Linked DNA regions of Homo sapiens: region 2 is linked to region 1. The links are chromatin loops, found by intact Hi-C in ENCODE. Cell type or tissue: ascending aorta. All regions are shown on one strand. Each heading gives the region's core, and the rest is flanking DNA. Links, peaks and the distances in the headings are about the cores only. Region 1 overlaps DAAM2 (dishevelled associated activator of morphogenesis 2). Region 2 overlaps KIF6 (kinesin family member 6).

Region 1 (10,116 bases), core at 1,068-9,067:
GAGTACTAGGGGACAAGAGGGAAGGGACTGATTTTGAAGATCAGCATCTGCATTCCTACCCTGGTTCCACCACTCACCAGTGTCACAGCCTCGGGACATTAACACAGCCCTACTTTAGAAAGGAGAGAATGGAGCCACATGGAAATTAATAATAGCACCCACCCGTGCGATTGCTGTGATGACCAAATGAGGACCAACCAAGCAGAGTGCTTCACACAGTGCTTGGCGCATGGTTCTCATTGAACTACAAATTTCTCATCTGGAAATGGCCTGTATTGGAAGTGTTCCTGACTCAGAAAATCAGATGCCTTTAGAAATCAGCTTGTGCAATTTCCTACTTTCTGAATGGCTCACACTTAAACTAACGTGCCCAGAAGTCTTCTATGAGCCTAGTACCTCTTAAGTAGAGTAAAGACTGATGAGCTCAGTCCCAGCCAGGCACTGTTGTAGGTGTGGCTATTATTATCTTTTCTACCTTTCCATCCCATGCTGGGGCAGATGTCAACAGACGCCCCACCTTGGAGAGCTTGCATGCTGAGGCATAAGGAACATGTCACAAGGTTGGCGCATGTGCTAATATAAGCAAGTGCATATTTTTATAATAATCATCATTTTAGATTTTGTCTTTGACTTTTTGTTTTTGTTTTTGGGTTGAGAATAAGAAAGGGGTTTCCCTCTGCCCCTATTCACTGGCTCCCACCCACCCTGCCTTTCTCAGATAACTCTCCACTCTAAGCCTCCTGCAACCCTCAGCCCTACCTTCCACTTTGGGCTTTGCCTCAGCCAGCCGCTCCTGGAATTTCTTCTTGAAGAAGAGGGCTTGCAGTCGCTGCTGGTAGTGGTCAATCCTGTAGACAAGGTGAACCATATCTTGAGGTATCCCACCCCTATCCTGGCCAGCCCCAGCTCCCGGAGCCAGCTCCAGTCTCCTCTCAAGCCTGCCCACCTCCATCCCCTTCCTCTTGGCAGAGCCCCACCTGCCCCACCTGCCAGAACCCCACCTGCTTGAATCCCCACCATGCCCATGGCCCAACCTGCTCATTTCATAGAGGAAGCGGTCAGCACGGGCCATCCGCTCAATTTCATGCTTGTGCTCCTCCAGGAGGTCAATGTCACTCTTCTCTGGGATGAACTTGAGGAGCTGCAAAGAGCAGGCGCAAGTCACACAAGCAACTGGTGAGCAGCAGACATGGGGTACAGGGTGTGAGAAGCTGTACTGACTTGGGTCAAGATGGGGAGGGTGCCTTGAAAGAGGGAGGCACCCTCATGTGGACAGATTTCTTTCATCTGCCTGAAGGGGATGACAGGGCACACAGCTCTGAAATTCTTTTTTCTTTTTTAAAATTGAGATGTAACTGATATACAGTATTTCTTTCTTTTTTTTTTTTTTTAATAGGGTCTCACTCTGTCAATCAGGCTAGAATGCAGTGGTATGATCATAGCTCACTGCAGCCGTGACCTCCTGGGCTGAAGCAATACTCCCACCTCAGGTCCTGAGTAGCTGGGAATATAGGCATGTAGCACATACTGGGTTAATTTTTTTTATTTTTTTATTTTGTAAGACTGGACCTCACTACGTAGCCCTGGCTGGTCTTTACCTCCCGAGCTCAAGCAGTCCTCTCACTTCAGCCTCCAAAAGTGCTGAGATTATAGGTGGGAGCCACCACGTCTAGCCTAAAGTACACTATTCTTCAATGTACAGCTCAGTGATTTTTCTTTTCTTTTAAACAAACTTGAGGTATAGTCTACATAAAATAAAATGCACCCATTTTAAATGTGCAGTTCAGTGATTTTTGTCAAATCTCCATCCATTGAATCATCATTCAGATTAAGATAGAGAACATTTCCATCCCCCAGGAAAGTTATTTTTCATCACTTCAGTAAGCCATTCAAGTGAATATAGGCTCTCAACTGAATTCTAGGACCTTAGCCAGATTTGCCTGTCCTTGAACTCATGCTGTATGCTCTCTTTTATGTCTGACTTCTCCCCAGCATAATGTCTAAGGTTCATCCATGTCATGGTAGTTTATTTATTGCTGAGTAGGATTCTACTGTATGAATATACCACAGTCTACTTATTCACTTTCCTATTGATGGACAGTTGGGTTGTTCACAGTTCGGGGAATTTATAAATAAAGTTGCTATAAATAGAGTTGGCCCCTGAGTAACACAGGGTTGAACTGTGCAGGACCACTTGTATGTGGATTTTCTTCTGCCTCTGCCATCCCTGAGACAGCAAGACCAACCATTCCTCTTCCTCCTCCTCAGCGTGAAGACAATGAGGATGAAGACCTTTATGATGATCCACCTCCACTCAATGAACAGTGTCTTTTAATGATTTTTTTTCTTTTTTTTTGATGGAGTCTCACTCTGTTGCCCAGGCTGGAGTGCAATGGCACCATCTCACCTCACTGCAACCTCCGCCTCCTGGGTTCAAGTGATTCTCCTGCCTCAGCCTCCCAAGTAGCTGGGACTACAGGCATGCACCATCACACCTGGCTAATTTTTGTATTTTTAGTAAAGATGGGGTCTCACCATACTGGCCAGGCTGGGCTTGAACTCCTGACCTCAAGTAATTTGTCCACCTCAGCCTCCCAAAGTGCTGGGATTACAGGCATGAGCCACTGTGCCCGGACTTCCTTCTAATAATTTTCTTAATAACGTTTTCTTTTCTTTAGCTTACTGTGTTATAAAAATACAGCATATAATACATGTAACATAAAAATATGTGTTAATTGGTTGTTTATCTTATCAGTAAGGCTTCTGGTCAACAGTAGGCAATTAGCGGCTAAGTTGTTGGGAAGTCAAAAGTTATATGTGGATTTTTGACTGCATGGAGGGTCAATGCCTCCAGCCCCCACATTATTAAGGGTCAACTTTATTCTTGTGTATTTATTTTAGTCAGTATTTGTACTCATTTCCCTGGAGTTATACCTAAGAGTGGGATTACTAGGCAATAGGGCGGGTATATGTTTAGCTGTAGAGTGTACTTCCAAGTAGTTTTCCAAAATAATTGTGCCAAATGAGAATTCCAATTGCTTCACATCCTCGTCAGCACATGGCATTGTCAGTCTTTTTAATTTTAGCTACTCTAGTGGGTGTGTGGTGCCCCCTTATTGTGGTTGACTGTATTTCTCTGATAACTAATCATATTGAACACCTTTTCATATTCTTATTGTCTATTTGGAAATCCTCTTTCATGAAGCACCCCTTCAAGTCTTCTGCTCATTTTTAAGTTGATTTCATCATTTTCTCATTGATTTGTAGAGTTCTTTGTTCTGAATATGATCTTTGTTATATGTATGTATAGCAAATATCTTCTTCTAAGGTTTGTCTTCTTTTCACTCAGTAACCATGCCCTTGATGAACAGAAGTTCTTAACTGTAATGAAGTCCAATTGATGATGTTTCTTTGTGTGTTTTCTAGGTTTCCCAAAGGATCCAAAAAACTGAGAGGGAAGAGATTTGGGGAAGATGTCACTTTTCCTCATCTGACTTTGCCTTGGAGTCAGATGGGAGAATGACTCCTGGAGAACACTTAGCCTTTTCCAGCTTTCCCCAAGAAAGGCTGGCCCAGGGAGGCTTCTATAAACCTTCTCCCTAACTCTTCCAGCCTGATTTCTCCTTGACCCAAGAATCGCAGCCTCCTGGGGGCTGTTGGGAAGGGGCGTGGCTGCCCGCTGGGTTCAGTTCCCCTTCCTTCCCACGAGGGTCCTCACCTGCTCCAGCATGTCCTTAGCAAGGTCCTCCTGCTCATCCATCTTCAAGATGGCCTGCCGGATCTCCTCGTTAGAAAGCTTCAACCTAAGGCAAAACCCCACCTCAATCCAGGACAGCCCTCAAACCTTCTTCTCCAAAAGGTACCACCTCCGCCTTCCCTCATTCCCTAACAGGACTTGGGAATATATTTAATAGTATTCCCCCCTCACCTCCTCTACAAAGCCTTCTTAGATTAGACTAGTATGATTCAGTCCACAAACTTGATAATGAGCATTTTAGTGTCAAAATAGAGACGTGAGGGTCTCTGTTCTCTTGATAATCCATCAGAGCTGATAGGGGCATTTGGGAGTAAAAGAGATGTCTTCAATGTAGACCAAAGGGACAGGGCAAAGGGTTCCTGATCCTTCTCCTCCTCCTCATGCTTAAAAAATGCACAGCATCTCCACGGGAGGACAGGATTATCGGCAAGCCACTAAGAGGGCAATTTCCTGCTGCCTTCATTCTCAGAACACAGAATCGCTCTCAGTCTTCTGACAGCGCCTCAGCTCCCACACAGCTGTCCCAATCAGTCTTGCTGTCTGGGAGAGGGAGAAGCCACACACCCCCATAGCCCTTCCCTATCCCCTCCACATGCACCCCCATTAGGAACCCTGGGGATTCAGAACTCTTTCCACCATCAAGTGGGGGAAACTGAGGCCTGGGGGCTTGTGAGAAGAAAGGGAGGAGGATGTCTCAGAGGCGGCTGGGGCAGCACTAAGAATAGTATGGGAGGTGGTGCCCTCTGACCCTGCTCAGGCAGGAGGCCCCCCCGTACAGAAGCTGTGCTGTTAGCGCAGATACTGCCCTGTTTGTTCTGCAGCCGCGGGAAATGCTTAGGGGCTGAGATCATGCTGCTCCATGGCCTGAGCCAAGCGAGGCCCTCCGTGGGCTTAGAGCAACTCAGCTGCCAGACGCTGACCAGGCTGGGCAAGGGCCTCGTGACTGGGCAGTTTCCTGCCTGCAGAGCCCCAAACTGCTGCTCAAGGCAGGTTCCCGAGAGACAGTTCCAGATCAATGCCTGCCCCTCCCAGGGGACAGCAGAGAGGGAGAGGCCCGAGACTGCCACCACTCCGTTCCTCCACCCCCTTTGTCCCCCAGGCATCCAACTCAACCACCTTCTTTTGCACATACTTGGAAAGAAGGATGATGCAGTTTTGGGCCCTCCGGCCATCAATGACCGACAGCTCTTTGACCTTGCGGGAAGCCAGGTAGATGTCTTCAGTGGAGCCCAGCTCTTTCTGCAACCAACAAGTCAAGTGGACAGTTGAGGTGTGGGTTCCCTAATCCTCCTCTTACCCGCCCCGCAAGAGCCACCTCCTACCAATCCAGGAATGCTCCTGGTGTGAGGGGAAGGGGGAAGAAAAAGACAGGAGAGAGAGGAGGGTGGATAATAGCTAACTTTAAGAGACGGTATCTGGGACTTTTCCATAGGCTCCAATGGGTTGGGGAAGGACACCGAGAAGCCCCCCTTCCTATTTTTTTTATTTTTTTAGAGATTTTTTTTAGAAATTATCCACTCTGGGCAATGAGGGAAGGGGCTGTGCCAGTGGGTCAGGGTATGACTGATCTCTGTGGCTTTGGGCAATGTGACATAACCTCCCATGACTCCAACAGAATCAACTCCCATTCCCACTGCCCAACCCAGAGGCCCTCCTCAGGCTTATGCTGAGAACCTGGTTGCAAACCCCCCTAGGGAACAGTTGCTGACTCCTAGGGACTTCAGGCACAGCCCAAGATGCCCAGGGTAGAGAGCATCCACAAGTTCAGAGGTATGGAAACTGAAGCAGAACTCTCTCCTCTGAGTCCCAGCAGGCAGATTCTGGAGAAATCATTGATCCCGCCCCACTCCTTCTCTTGGGCCCCTGGCGAGGTAGACAGGAGGCTGTCTAGTGTGCTGTTCTTCCTCTGGGAGGTCCCTCTTGCACAACTTCAGGGGCCGCCTTGCATGGTTATCTTTGTGAATTGTGTCGTGCCTACCCTGTGTGTCCTTACAGGAAAGGCTCTCCTTTGGCCTGGTGGGTAAGACAGTAGACCTAGAAGCCTTCTCCTCATTCCAGGAGACATTGACCTCCACTGCTGCCAGGGGTCTATTTGATTACCTCCCTCTGCTACATTTCTTCTTTCTCTTTGGGGGCCCTCTCCCATACCACCCTGTATGAATGGGGAATAAGGTAGAAAGTGGAATGGACAAGTCCTCTCTGTCAGGCCCAGTACAGAGCAGCAGCCCGGGACAGCAGTTAAAAGTTGGAGTGGTCAGAGCCCCGAGAGTAACTCACCTGCTGAGAAGGATTAGTTATCAGCTCCTAGGCAGCAGCCACAGCCAACAGAGAATTAAACATGCACAACATTAGCCAAGACATTTGGGGACCCAGAAATAGCATGACAGACACAGGGATCCCTCAGCATCTACACTGTCCACTTCATCCCAGTGAGACCCATGGTTGTAGACAGGCACCCATAAGTGGCACTAGACAGGAGCTGCTTCTAGCAGACATGCACTCACGGAGAAGCCAAACGAAGCGGAGATCAGGCAGCTCCTCCCATCTGCCTAGTGCGACCACCACTCCCCAGTTAGGGCAGACCAAACCCCTGAGTTCTCCCACCCCAGGCTTTGCTGCCTGTTCTTCCTTTTCCTCTGCTGAAAACCTGCAGAGAGGGTGGAGGACATTCCTCCATCCTGGGATGAGTTCACCTTTCTAAATAGAGGAGGAGTCACAAATGAACTCGATCTGGAAGCTCCAGAAAGTTGTGTTTACTGAGGCAGAGAAAAGCAAGTGCCCTTGAATTTGCTCACTGCCCCTCATCTGTCCTTTGATGTGCAAGGGGAACTGAAGAGGCACAGCACGCACCTCTGTTCTCCCTGACGCCGATGGAGTGGAAGCTACTGACTCAAAACTCGCATGGGGCACAGAGAAGACCATGACTCCCAGGACCTCCCCTGCCCCACAACCAACTGAGAGAAGAGGCAACAAGGTTAATACGGCCTCCGGGATCTCTCCAGTCCTGCTGCTGGGATTTCAGTCCCAGAGACTAGACGGCCCACTGAGTGAGGGGAGGCAGGTGATTGGACTGTGTGGGCTCAGAGAGGTGAGGGGGACAGGACAGGGGGTCTTTCAGTCTTAACTCTTCTCAACTCACCAAGCTGGGAGGCCCCAGACCCAGTTTGTACAAAATCCATAACCTTCTTTCCTGACTGGCCCCATCCCAGCCTCACCTCAGGGCCCTGGAGCCTGAGTAGGCTGGGCCAGAGTCCTGTCCTGCAGAAAGACTCTCAAATGAGGAGGTGGCCTGCGATCACCAAGCCTGGTATGCTTGCCACACACTCCTCTGTCCTCAACCCCACTCGTGGAGAATTGGCTCCCAGGAGCCAGTGCTCAAAGAGTTCCTTTCAGCTCCAGCAGCCTTAGCTGCCAGCCTGACATGGGCATGGGGTTAAAAATGCCTCCTGGAATTAGGAGTAGAGAATCCGATGCTGTGGGCACCCACATTTAAATTAAATAAGCAATCATCTGGCCAGAGCCCTAGGAGCGGCTGCATGTGTCCTCAGTCATCCACAGATCAGGGCTGGGCAGAAAGTGAGCTAGGGCAACCTCTCCAGCTCAGTGGGGAGCCAGGCCACAACAGCCAGCCATTGCCAGGACCCACTCATTGGCACCCAGGGAAACCCTCAAGACTGAGATCCCAGGCTAAGTAAAGAAAACAAGGAAGATGGTAGCCCAGCCCCAAGAGGGAGAAGTCCCTCTGGGGCGGGCCAGAGATAAAGCAATTCCCTGAGGCTTCTAAGCTGGTCATTCCCCAAATGGACTTAGAGGGAAGGCCCCTAGCTGCTAGTTACCAGGCGGATTCCTGGGCCCCAACTCATCTCCCGAATCACATTCCAGGATGAGGTCTGAGAAGCAACCCTTTTGGCAGTCCCCACAGATACTCGGCACAGTTTCAGATTCCCACCTCAGGAACACCCTGCGCTCTGCCACCAACTCACCCCCTACTTTCTCTGTGACTGGAAGACCAGACTGCTGGCAGCCACCTGCACATAGAGCCTTGAGAGCAATATCCAAGGCTTCCCCGGGCCTTCCCAGGCCCAGGCCCAGGCCCAGCCCCAGCCTCAGCCTCAGCCTCAGCCCCCTGAGTGACATGGAGCAGCACCTTCTGCCTTCCTTGCAAGGCAACATCCCCTGCTCGGTCTCATAGAGGTGTTGACAGACAAAATGTGGTGGAAAAGTGGTTTGAGAAGTTATTATGCCTTCTAAGCCTAGTCCCTAAATCCTGGGCCAAAGACAGCAAGGGTCCACAGTGGTCAGGCCTTGCGACTCTACCTCCGATGCTCCAGGATGGAAGAGAGAAATGGACAAAACACCATTTCAATACTTGGTGTATAAATATGAACCATAATACAAGCATATTTCCCCCTATGGTCTGTGCACCTCTACTTCATACCTACATCCTCAGCAAGAATAAAATCATCACCTCATAAAGAATAAAATCATTCAGTATACATGTGAGGAAGGAAGGAAAGAAGGAAGGGAAGGGGAAGATGGAGGAAGGGAAGGAAGGAAAGGAAAGGAAAGGAAGGCAGGCAGGCAGAAAGAAAAGGAGAAGCTGAGGTTTGGATTCAAGGGTATGGTCCAAGAGGCCAGAGGGTATAGGGTCTTACCTGGTGCCTCTGGTAGGCTGAAAACATCTTTTCAAAATCCTCTAGGTCCAGGATCCGAAATACCTGCATGTCATCAATCTCATTCCATACGGTGCCAGGGACACGCTCCTAAAATTCAGGGTAGGGAGAAGATCCCATGGTTGGCCCAACTCCATCATGAAGATGCTCCATGCCTCCCTAACCCCACTTATCTCCCAACTGCACATACTAAGATGACCAGGATTTCAGACCTTCAGAAGGTAGTCGGTTGCTCCCCTCAACCTCCAACTCTCTTGAATACTCTGCTCCAGGGTAGAGGCCAGAGACAACCCCCTTTTCCTCCCTTGTGCATGGAGCCACATGTAAACATGTTCTAGAAATCATGGGGGGTGCTGGGGGGATGGGTAGGCAGTAGGAAAGGGGGTCCACTTCACTTTTTCCAAAAGCAAAGTCAGAAGCTGCACTCAGGGTACTTCACACAGGCCCACTCCCCCTAAAGGGCAGGTTGCCTGGAGTCACCCCTGTCCTTGGCAGCCATCATTGGAAGATTAAAGCCATACATATTTTGGATCCTCAAAGCTGCAGCACGGACTGTATTTATGTATCTCAGATGGTTGTTTTCTTTCCCAAGGGTCTTCCTCCCACTTTCCCAGATTCTCAGAAAGTGGACAAATACCAAAGTTTGGGACCTGGCACCTGTAGTGACACTGCTGAGACCAGCAAGACTCTGCCACAATTTCCCTTTGGTCAGAGCCAGGGAAGGTGTTACCATCCTTTACAACTGGGATATGTCCAGGGTTTTACATTCCAAGGTCTCTCCATTTAGGCCTTGCCCCATCTCTGTGTAGGACCCTTGCACTAGGGTCTGGATCCTGGCTGTTAGTCAAGCCAAAAAAAAAAAAAAAAGCCCTGGCAGTCTCGTAGCACCCTGCTGATGGTCCAGAGCACAGCCAGCCAAGCTCCTGACAGGGTGTTCCAACCCTCCCCTCTCAGGAATCCCCACCTCATCTAGAGCTTTGCTGTCCTTCAGCATAGAATCTCTCTGCCTTCCTCTACCTAGAGCGCAGCTGGGGAACCTTGTTTAATGCCTCCTCTTCCTCCCTACAACCCCCCTCAGAAAGACTTGGAGAGAGAAACATACCTTTCACTCACTGTTATTTTCTTAAACTCTGGAAAGGGGAGGCTAGGCCAGAGTCAGGGGGTGGGGACATTCCTGTGGCCTTCTGAAGGCCAGGGACCCTCTTGTGGAATGCCGGCTGGGAAGCTTGGAGCAGCAAGGGATACAGGCAGCTGGCCAACCCCAACACAGATGCATTCTTTTCATGGCAGAAACAACCACTGTGTATGAGTGTGTGTATGTGTGTGTGTGTGCGTGTGTGTGTGTGTGCGCTCACAGAAGCACACGTGGGATAGGGGAAGGGACTAGGAGAGGCGTCGGGCTTCTGGAAAGGGGTGTGGGAGGCAGAGAGATGAGAAGGGAATGGAATCAGGGAAGGCAGGGACGGCGCTGGCTGAAGCAGTGTGCAGCCACAGTCTGATCTGCAGGGAGGCCTCCCTCTGCAGCTAGGACCAACGTGGAGGTAGGGAAGAGAGAAGCCTGCAGAGGTAAAGCTTCCCATCCTTCTCTATTCTTGGTGAGGCTGGGGTGAGAAGAAACGGGCTGCAGCGAGAGAGCTGGCTGCTTCACACGGGAAGAATTTCCCATGAGACAGCTGACTAAGCTCG
Region 2 (10,116 bases), core at 707-8,706, 540 kb after region 1:
CATGAGAATAAGCTCTCCTTTCAGCTGTGAGGCTCAGAACCCCTGGCTATTTCTGTACCCTCTTTTCTGATCTCTTGGGTAGCTTCTACTGGTAGCAATATCCTGCTCAGCGAGTAGAAAGCCCTGTCTCTCATTTTTCCTTTGGCTTCAAAGACATTGAAGTGTGTACATGTGCATGTGTGTGTGTGTGAGAGAGAGAGAGAGGGGCAGGTGTGTCAGCAAGGGGCCCGACAGATGCAAGGTAGAAATACACTATGCTTGCCCAGGGACAGTGGTTCATGCCTGTAATCCCAGTACTTTGGGAGGCTAAAGCCGGTGGATCGCTTGAGCCAGGAGTTCAACACCAGCCTGGGCAACAAGGTGAAACCCCGTCTCTACAACAAAATATGAAAATATCCTTACCTCCCCACAAATCCATAGCCGGGCGTGGTGGCACATGCCTGTAGTCGCAGCTACTCAGGAGGCTGAGATGGTAGGATCTTTTGAGCCCAGAAGGTCAAGGCTGTAGTGAGCCAAGATCTGCACCACTGCACTCTAGTCTGGGTGACAGAGCGAGACCCTGTCTGAAAAAGAGAAAAAAAAAAGAAAGAAAAGAAATACACTGTGCTTGCAAAAAAAAAAAAAAAAAAAAGTTTAATCCTAGTGTTCAGAACCTTGAATTTGAAAGGTGTGCATCAGATCACCCACAGGAGCTTTTCCAAAAATCCTGCTCCCAGAGTCCCCACCCCCACCCCAAGCCCCTTCGGTGACTGCTGGCAGAAGGGTCTTGGGGAAGATGGCTCTCAGCCAGCCCTAGAGCGCTGTTCAGCCCTGTCCCCTGTGGTTGCTGCCGGCGAGCTGGTTGGATGCTCTAATTCCTGGGCAGAGATCACTGAGTGTCCTGAACAGTGTTTGTTAAAACACCTCAACTTGAGTGGCTGGCTGCCCCATATTTCCTCCTCCAACAGTTGTTGGAGTGCCAGCATTCCTGGATGGGACGGTCACACTAGGCAGGTGAGAGGAAAAGTAACCCCGCCAGAGACTGGAAAGGAAGAGCTCTAGGGGCTCCACCTCTGACAAAGAAATCCTTGCCACTTGCTTTAGATGCTGGTAGTAACGGGCCTACAGAACTCTGCCACGGTAAGCCAGGTAGGGAACCCTGTCTCAGGCCATCATGGCGTCTCAGACATTCCCTGTGAACATCTCACGTGAAGGATTCGCTGTTGGCATTCCCACGTTCCCAAGGGAGACAGCACTGGCCTTCTCCTCTGACGGCAATAATATCTCGTAGCCTTTGTAGAGGGCCCTCCTGGGCCAGGTGCAAAATACATGAGCACTGTGCCTACTATCATGGTCCCCCACTTTACAGGTGAAAAAATTCAGGCTCAGAGAGATGAAGTAGCTTGCCCAGGGTCACCAGCTAATCAGTGGTGAACTCAAACCCAGGCCTGTCGGAGTCGTGCACTCCCCTCATTCCTCACAGCAGTTGTGTTTAGGATCAATGACTGCCTTTTAGGGACACATGTCCATAATGTTATCTAGTAGGTGTTGGCATTTACCAGCCCACATTTTGTAATATTTTGTACAAGGCGCTTTCTTTATGTGCTTCCCACCACCAGATCCTCCTGCCTGGGGTATCCGCTCTTCCAATGTGTCCACACCGTCTGATTTTCCCAAGAGGCCAGGATTTTTAAAGGGTAAAGCTGTGTTTCCTTAAAAGGCCAACCTTCTAAGGTGTGGAAACCCAGAATTCCCTGTGACTGGCCCTTGCCATTTCAGCTGAGAAACCCAGAGTTCAGCCTCCCCATTCTGTAAATGAGGACACTGAGGCCCCGAAAGGGAATGAGATGCTTTAACTCTGTAGTTAATAACACAAAGAGCCACAAATTAGGCCAGGGATGATGGCTCACACCTGTAATCCCAGCACTTTGGGAGGCCAAGGTGGGTGGATCACGAGGTCAGGAGTTCAAGACCAGCCTTGGCCAATATGGTGAACCCTCATCTCTACTAAAAAGACAAAAATAATTAGCCAGCCATGGTGGTGCGTGCCTGTAGTCCCAGCTACTCAGGAGGCGGAGGCAGAAGAATCGCTTGAACCCAGGAGGTAGAGGTTGCAGTGAGCTGAGATCACACCACAGCACTCTAGCCTGGAGACAGAGCAAGACCCTGTCTCAAAAAAAAAAAAAAAAAAAAAAAAAAAAAAGAGCCACAAATTAAACCTAGACCTTCACACTCCATGGCAAGTGCCTTTTCTTCCTTCCACCCACTGCTCCCCCTGCCCTCTGCCTGCCTCCTTCCCTCCTCCACTCGCCTCTTCTCCCATCCCTCCCTCCACTGTCAGCTCTGCCTATCTCTATTCCTGCCTTACATCCCCCTTCTCCTTTTCTTCCTCCTCTCTGCCTCATTCCCTTTGTCATACTCCCTTGCAGCCAGGGCTGCCTCTTTACTGCTTGTTTGTTGATCATGCCGCTGCCAGCCTTTATCCGCCGGCATCTCCGAGAGAGTCCATGGTGGAATAGGTCTAAGGAGTAGCCCCTGGGCAAGGCCTCCAGGGACTGTCTGCTGTGCCACCCATCAGAATAGTGCTCCTTCCACCTTGTCTTGGCCTTGGGCATTCCTGGAGATTCCTTAGGTATTCCAACTTAAGATGATTCCTGGATGTGCTTGCCTAGAGACCTTTAACCCTGCAGTCGAGAACCCTGGACTTCAAAGGTGTGTGTCACGTCATTATTGACCACCTCCAACAAGTCCCCTTTATTGAGATTTGAATCACATGAATCCCAGTCATGGCCCCTCCGACAGCACACCCTCGGGCAAGCCAGCTCCCCACTTTGGGATTCCCTTGCCTCATCTGTAAGATGTGCAAAGGTCCCTCCGACACGGTCACTCTGTGAGCAGATAAATGTTGCCCGGTCAGTGCCCGGTCAGAGCCGCCAGGGTGAGAGAGCGAGGGCCCAGCGGCTGTTGCTGCCCGAGCTCCAGAGCGGCTGCTCCTGAGAATTGCCGCAGGTGGGGAACTGGGGGTAGCGGGGCGCTGGTCTTCTGCTCATCAGGTTCTGAAAGAAACCTGATTCATCACTTCCCCAGGGATGCTCAGGTCCTGGAAGCTGATCCCACTAAACACTCTGATTGGCAACCCAGAAGGCCTAATTACTATTAATATGGCTTATTAATCCTTATTAAGGAAGATACTTCATTCTGATGGCTGGTATGTTCTCTCTCCAGAGGGGCGTCAACATGAGAAATTAATTCGGTGTCAAAGGCTGGTTGGGCAAAGGGAGAGGGCAGAGGTCATTTATGGCATCATCCCCAGAATTACAGAAACCAAGCTGTGGCATCCAGGAACAGGATGCTTGAGCAGCTTACAGGTTTGAGGAGTCATTTCCCTCGAGAGCCCCCAGCCTTCCATTGCACTGCCCTCCTGCATGAGGTGGGGCAGCTGGGCCTCCGCAAAGAGTACTAGATGCCCCTATTGGCCACGGTGTGATCGTGCCCTTCTACCCTGCCCCATCCATCTCTCCATCCTCTTCCACCCCCTCCCACCTTTCAATAGTTTGGCACCTGTGAACTCTCCCTGGAACCTGAGCCAAGGCTCCACTGGGAAGCCACTGAGTGAATGAGCCATTTTTGTGCCAGTGCCTTGGTCTTGCAAATTTGCTACAGCTTCCAAACTGACCTTGACCCGTTGTCATGAAAGCACTTGCAGGATGGAAAGCCCTTTCTCCTTCCCTTCTCCAGGCTGCACCAGGAACCACTCAGCAGGAGCCTTGAGAATTGGTTACTGTTCTCTGAAGAAAAGCGTGCAGAGCCTGCCACCTGGTGGCTACCTCTGGTCCTACATCGGTCCTCACTAGACCCAGCACAGGGATCTCTGCTTTCCCACCATGAAGGGCACCTCGTGGAAAGTCTCTCCACTGCTAGGAAATGGACATTGGTGGGTGAGGGGGGGCTTCCCCAGGCTCTGGTGTCTTTTCTTGCTTGTTTGACCACAGTCGTGACCTATGGAAGCAGCCTTGCCATTGGCTGAGATCGGAAGGCGGAAGGCCAGAGCCGGGGAAGGGGCCATACTCATGAGTGAGACACGCAGTTTGTCAGGTCTGTAGAGTACCTTGGACTGAAGATGCAGACTCCGCGGAGCCGGCTCACCTGTCTCTAACCCTAGCCTGCCTCTCAGCCCAAGTGTCCCCAGAGTGTAAAAGGAGGGTTGTACCCAGGTGACTTCTTAGGCCTCTTCCAGCTCTGAGGTTGTCTCCAGGCAGGAAGCGAGGAAGATCTCCTTACAGCACAACTTAGAGTAAGGACCTTGTAACCACAGGCATGTGGAATACACTGGCCTCCAACCAGCCGTGTCCACGCGCCTCTTCACCTCCCAAGAGGAGCTTCTGGGTTCCACTGCACTTGGCCAGGAATCCAAGGCAAGGCGCACATGTCAGCAGCCTAGGTGAGCAGGCACAGCTGCATCTAATGAGCTGTTGGATCTGACTCCTCTCTCAGCATGAAGCTAGGTCCCAGGGGCAGGCAGTGTGGTCAGGGGTAGGCCAGCGTGTGTTCCTAGAATGCCACAGAGTCAAGCCCAGTTAGAAGGCATTGTGGCTGAGAGCACAGGTTCTGAAGCCTCAAAGAATCCTGAGTAGTTCCCGATTCTGCCACTTACCAGCTGGATAACTTTAGAATTTCTTTAATCTGTCTAAGCCTCAGTTTTCTCATGTATAAAATGGAGACGATGACATCTACCTCTTAGGTCATTGAGAGGATTAAATGGCATGATATTTGCAGAGCACTTTCACGAAGCCTGGCGTGTCTATCAATGACAGTTGTGGCCATCGTTTGTTGTTCAGCTGCTACAGCCAACAGATGCATGCTCTAACAATGAAAATTACTGTGTAGGCCGGGCACAGTGGCTCACGCCTGTAATCCCAGCACTTTGGGAGGCCAAGGTGGGTGGATCACCTGAGGTCAGGAGTTCAAGACCAGCCTGGCCAATATGGTGAAACCCCATCTCTACTAAAAATACAAAAAATTAGCCAGGTGTTGTGATGCATGCTTGTAATCCCAGCTACTTGGATGGCTGAGGCAGAAGGATTGCTCAAACCCAGGAAGCGGAGGTTGCAGTGAGCCAAGATCATGCCACTGCACTCCAGCTTGGGCAACAAGAGTGAAACTCCATCTCAAAAAAAAAGAAAAAAAGAAAATTACTGTGTAAACCATCCAAGACAGGACTCTTGGCTCTTGTCTTAGTCTGCTCAGGCTGCTATAACAAAATACTATAGACTGAGTGGCTCAAACAACAAACGTTTATTTTTCACAGTTCTGGAGGCTGGGAAGTCCAAGATCAAGGCACTGGCAGATTCGATGTCTGGTGAGGACCCCCTTCCCGGTTCATAGACAGCTGTCTTCTCGACGCATCCTCACATGGTGGAAGGGGCAAGGGAGCTCTCCAATGTCTCTTTTATAAGGACTCTAATCCCATTCATGAGAGTTCTACCTTCATGACTTAATCACCACCCAAAGGCCCCACCTCTACTACCATTACATTGGAGATTAGGTTCAACACATGACTTTTCAGGGACACAAACCTCCAGTCCGTAGCACAGCAGATTTAGTTCCTGCTGAGGGCTTCCTTCCTCGCTTGCTGGCACCTCCTTCTTATTGTGTGCTCACATAGGAGAGAAAGAGAGAGAGAGAGAGAGAGAGAGAGAGAGGGAGAGGGAGGGAGAGGGAGAGGGAGGGGGGGAGGGAGAGGGGGGGGAGAGAGAGAGAGAGAGAGAGAGAGAGAGAGAGAGAGCACTGTAGTTTCTCATCCTCCTCTTATACCTATAAGGACACTAATCCCAGTGCAGGGGCCCTACCCTCAGGACCTCATCTAAATCTATTCACCTCCCAAAGGCCCCACTGCCCAATGCCATCACACTGGGAATTAGGGTGTCCACATAGGGATTTTGAGAGGACACATTCAGTCCATAACAGCTCCTAGATATAAACCCTGAATTTCCTTCTATAAATTTGCCCCCATTCCTTTTGCTTTTGTTTGTTTGTGTTTTGCAGTGATGTGAATGCCAGGAAAATCCTGCCCTCGCCTTGCCCCAGTCCACACAGCCAGAAACAGAGCAGCACCAGCACCCCACTGGAAGACAGGTCTGTGGTCTTCTCCTGTTATGCCTGTGACAGCCCCTGCAGTGGGCGGAGTGGGCCTCCATCTCCAGTCTACTCCCCGAAAAAGCCCCTCGTCCAGTAGCCACACAGACAGAACCCAGGTCTGGCCTCTGCCCTGGTCCCCTGGGAATTCCCTGGAATCTCTCACACAGGCCAACTCAAAGCGGGGAGGTTTTCTCCCACAGTCACCAGGGCCCTGTGTTGGGCAGAGTTGTTTCATATCTTCTTGTGAATAGACGTACCTGGGGGCCAGAAAGGGAAAGAGCCAGCCCAGGGCAGCCCCACCACAGAGCAGAGCAGGGAGCTGACAAGCCTGGCCTGAAGACCCAGCAGCATTTGCTTCCAGGCTTACCAGAGTTGATCAGCACCATGGGCATTTGTATCCTCCGGCTAGAATGGCTGCTCAGCCTCTTTCACCAGCACAGCCTCTGCCCTGCCTGCCTGGACTCTGCTTTAGTGCTTCCGGCTGGCCTGCAGCGGGAAAGCCAACACCCAAACTACCTGCGGGAATGGCCAGCCCCTTGTTACATACCGTCCTTACTGCCTTCTAAGGAAGTGGCTACCACCTCCTGCTGTGCAGAGGCACAGGGGTGAGGATGGACGGAAAGTTGGCAAGGCCAGGCAAGTGTACTGCTCTGAGTTTGCTGAAGGGGAATGCTATATGGAGAAGCTGGATGGAAAAGGGGATGGGGGAGGGCACACACAGCCCTCCCTTTCTAAGGAGATTCCCACACAACACTTCTACTTACAAATCTCATTGGCCAGCACCTGGTCACCCGGCCACACATCGCAGCAAAGGAGTCTGGGAAAGGTAGTTTTTTTAGTTGTGGCAACTTAGCTAAATATGATTCTGTTTTTAAGGAGAGACAGGAGAACAGTAATCTCTGCCTTGAGGTCAACTAGCTAAGCCACGTGGGGAATGAGGGTGCTCTGAGGACACAGCACTGAATGATATGACATCTAAGCTGGGCACAGAAGTTGATGGGCCCCAGGTTAAGGGGTGCTGGTTTGGGTAAATCAGGGATGGGAGGACAAGAGTGGTGGTGGTAAGAGGATAGAGAAGGCAGCGAGAGAAAGCACAGCCGCCATGTGACGGGTGGTGGGGAGGGCAGTCCAGGGAGAGGAAGCATCAGAGCAAAGGCCCTGAGGCTGGAAGTGGCTTGGTAAATGCAAGTCACTGAAAGAAAAGGGGGCAGCTGGAGCCCCTGACCCGGGGTCATATCATACACAGCCTGGTAGGTCATGGGACAGAGTTTAAGTTTTATTCCATGAGTGGTGAAAAGCCACTAAAGGGTCTGTATTAGTCTGTTTTCACACTTCTGATAAAGACATACCTGAGACTGGGTAATTTATAAAGAAAAAGAGATTTAATGGACTCACAGTTCATGTCACTGGGGAGGCCTCACAATCATGGTGAAAGGCACGTCTTACATGGTGGCAGCCAAGACAGAATGAAAGCCAAGTGAGAGGGGAAACCTCGTATGAAAACATCAGATCTCATGAGACTTATTCACTACCACGAGAACAGTATGGAGGAAACCGTCCCCATGATTCAGTTATCTCCCACCTGGTCCCTCCCACAACACGTGGAAATTATGGGAGCTACAGTTCAAGATGAGATTTGGGTGAGGACACAGCCAAACCATATCAGGGTCTATGGCAGGGAATGACTTGACCCAATTTGCATGACAAGAGGCTTAGTGTGGCTGCCACACAGAGAAGGTAGGAGGGAGTGAGAAGCAGGCCAGCCGTGTCATGTAGCTTTCTGAGTGAGATCAGTCACCTAAAATGGAAAAGCATTTTGGAAATATAAGTGGTGAGTCCAGTTGTAAAGTGTAGTAAAATGTGACACGTGGTTGCCTCCAGCATCCCCAAGAGGCCAGTGTCGTCCATCCCTCTCACCGGAGACAGCCAGACGGACTCGGACATCATCGCCTTCATCAAGGCCAGACAGAGCATTCTGCAGAAGCAATGTAAGTGCACCTCCCTCGGTGGCTCCTCCTGGGCAGCAGGTCACCAACACTTGTGGGGAGCACACAGTGAGGTGGGAGGGGAGTAGGGAGTTTCCTGCATATTCCTGAAGCCACAGGACTGGCCTGCCTGTCAGTCACATGTGCCCAGCCTCTGATTCCTTCTCGAGAAAGCCTCAAGGGGCAGCATCAGAAACACCAAGACAGGCCCAAGTGGGTGGGCGGCCCAGGTGCTCCTGTCCCTCTTGGCAGAGCTTGCTCTCTGTCTCTTCCAGATCTTCAGCTCCTTTGTTCTCTGTTCCCAAAGTCAGCTGTCTCCTCTGCTCAGGCTTCTACAAACAGGAAGGGGCTGAGTGATGTTTTGGTAACTCGTTGAACCCCTGGCTTAAAGTCTCACTCCCCTATCAGAGTGTGGTTCTTGCCAAAGAGCTGTGAGTGTAAACACTGCTTGAAGGCCCAGGCCCGAGGACACCATAACAATCACAGAGGAAGTAAGAGTGGCGTGTCAGACAACAGGAAGAGAAGAAGGCTCTTCTTGGTCTGCATCACTGCCCCCTCCACCCCCAGCCCCGTCCTCTTGGCAGCTGCCCATCTCCCATCTGCTGTGGCTGGGCCTTTTCTCTTTCTGCCTTCCATCCCCAACACACCCACAGGGCAAGCCCCAGGGCCCCTTACCCCAGGCCTGCATTTTGTCTTAGCCTCCTCCCCATAACCCAAAGGCTACTAGGCAGGCTTAACATTGCCTTCACATTGCCAGAAAGGCGCCCCCACCGTGATGGTATGGGCTGGCAGATTCGATGTATAATGACTGATGCCTGCCCTGTGGCGCCTGCACTCAGCTTCTCCACCAGCCGTGTGCAGTTTGGGCAGGAAGAGGTTTGTGCATGGATGGAGCGCCGCAACTGAGAGCCGGCCTTGGTCCTGTACTCGCCTTGCTTGGCCGCCAGCCTGCTTATTTACTATCCTCTCTTCACCACCAGGACCAGCAGCCTCAGCAACACTGTCAGGTCCTTTCTTAAGCCTGAGACAGCCCCACCTCTGCTGTGATCTTGTCTCATTCTCAGTTTCCTTGTCTAAAAATAAAAAAAAATAAAAAAAAATAAAAAAAAATAAAAAACTGGATTCAGTGATCTCCAAGTCCCCATCTATGCCCCAAATACTCTGATGATAGGTATCAGGCACTGAACAGCAATGAACAGCCAATCAGTCAGCAAACACTGTATATGTTGGGTGCCTTCTTATGCCAGGCACTACTACTAGTGCTGGTGCTACAGCAGAGAACAAGACAGAACCCAGCACGTGAGAAACTGACATTCTAGGGGGAGGAAGGAGACAGACAATGAACACGTCGACAAATACGTAAGATTGTTTGAGGGGATAATAAGTGCTATGAAATAGCTAAACTATGTAATGTTGTAGACAGTAACTGGGAAGACTGCTTTTAGCTGGGTAGGTTGGGGAGGCCTTGCTGGAGAAGATAACTTTAAACTGACAGCTGCATCATGAGAATGGAGCAGCTACGCCGCGTTCTGGGAATGCACAGTCCTAGCAGACAGAGCGGAAAGCGAGAAGCCTGAAGGGGAAGCTTTGCTTGGCCACAGGGTGGGAAGGAAGCTAGAGTGGCTGGAGGGCAGGGAGCAAGAGCACAAGGGCCAAGTCACACCAGCCTTATGCACAGGGGAAAGAGATTTGGATTTTATTCTGGATAGAGTGGAAGCCCACTGAATAATTTTAACCATGGAGTGATATGATGTGATTGATGCTTTAAAAAGCTCACTTTGTCTGTCACATGTAGTGTAGATTGTAGGGGCCAAGGGTAGACCAGTTACCAGGCTACCATGAAAGTGCCAGCAAGGGATGATTGTGGCTTGGACTCACCAGTAGACCAAATATGAGATGCAAGAGAAAGAGGAGAGTCAGGGCACCTCCTGGGCTTTTGATCTGAGCAGCGAAGAGAATGGCAGTGCCATTTACTGAAATGAGAAAGGCAGGGAGGCATGACCATCAGAGGCAA

What was found. Hi-C counts contacts between places; a loop is a spot of excess contacts. Peaks named below come from ENCODE experiments on the same cell type or tissue, not always from the same donor. Only the 100,000 strongest peaks of a DNase experiment are listed, where the experiment ranks them.
Region 2: a loop joins it to region 1, with 2.2 times the contacts of the local background. A loop is called at or near these places in 13 of 110 quality-filtered maps.

What each region holds. Positions count from the first base shown.
Region 1 is chr6:39,882,366-39,892,481 of GRCh38, reverse strand. DAAM2 (dishevelled associated activator of morphogenesis 2) reads right to left here. Exons shown (of 25, transcript NM_001201427.2): 15 at 8,413-8,520; 16 at 4,890-4,996; 17 at 3,719-3,803; 18 at 1,035-1,141; 19 at 760-848. It overlaps DAAM2-AS1 (DAAM2 antisense RNA 1), which reads left to right. Exons shown (of 4, transcript NR_125831.1): 2 at 719-859; 3 at 1,103-1,176; 4 at 3,427-3,692. Among named protein-coding and RNA genes, the nearest start is that of DAAM2-AS1, 10 kb to the left of the region's middle. RefSeq lists an enhancer at 3,634-4,833. In ascending aorta, for the core only: no CTCF peak of the experiment used is centred there; a DNase peak (open chromatin) is centred at 4,601; H3K4me3 peaks cover 298 bases; H3K27ac peaks cover 6,431 bases.
Region 2 is chr6:39,341,698-39,351,813 of GRCh38, reverse strand. KIF6 (kinesin family member 6) reads left to right here. Exons shown (of 23, transcript NM_145027.6): 20 at 5,288-5,338; 21 at 6,025-6,114; 22 at 7,999-8,105. It overlaps LOC105375047 (a long non-coding RNA gene), which reads right to left. Exons shown (of 3, transcript XR_926774.3): 3 at 9,113-9,175. It overlaps LOC107986594 (a long non-coding RNA gene), which reads right to left and starts at 563. Exons shown (of 4, transcript XR_001744111.2): 1 at 403-563. RefSeq lists enhancers at 6,474-6,975, 7,650-8,487, 8,470-8,519. In ascending aorta, for the core only: a CTCF peak has its summit at 3,805 (motif pointing left); DNase peaks (open chromatin) are centred at 3,803 and 6,313; H3K27ac peaks cover 2,846 bases.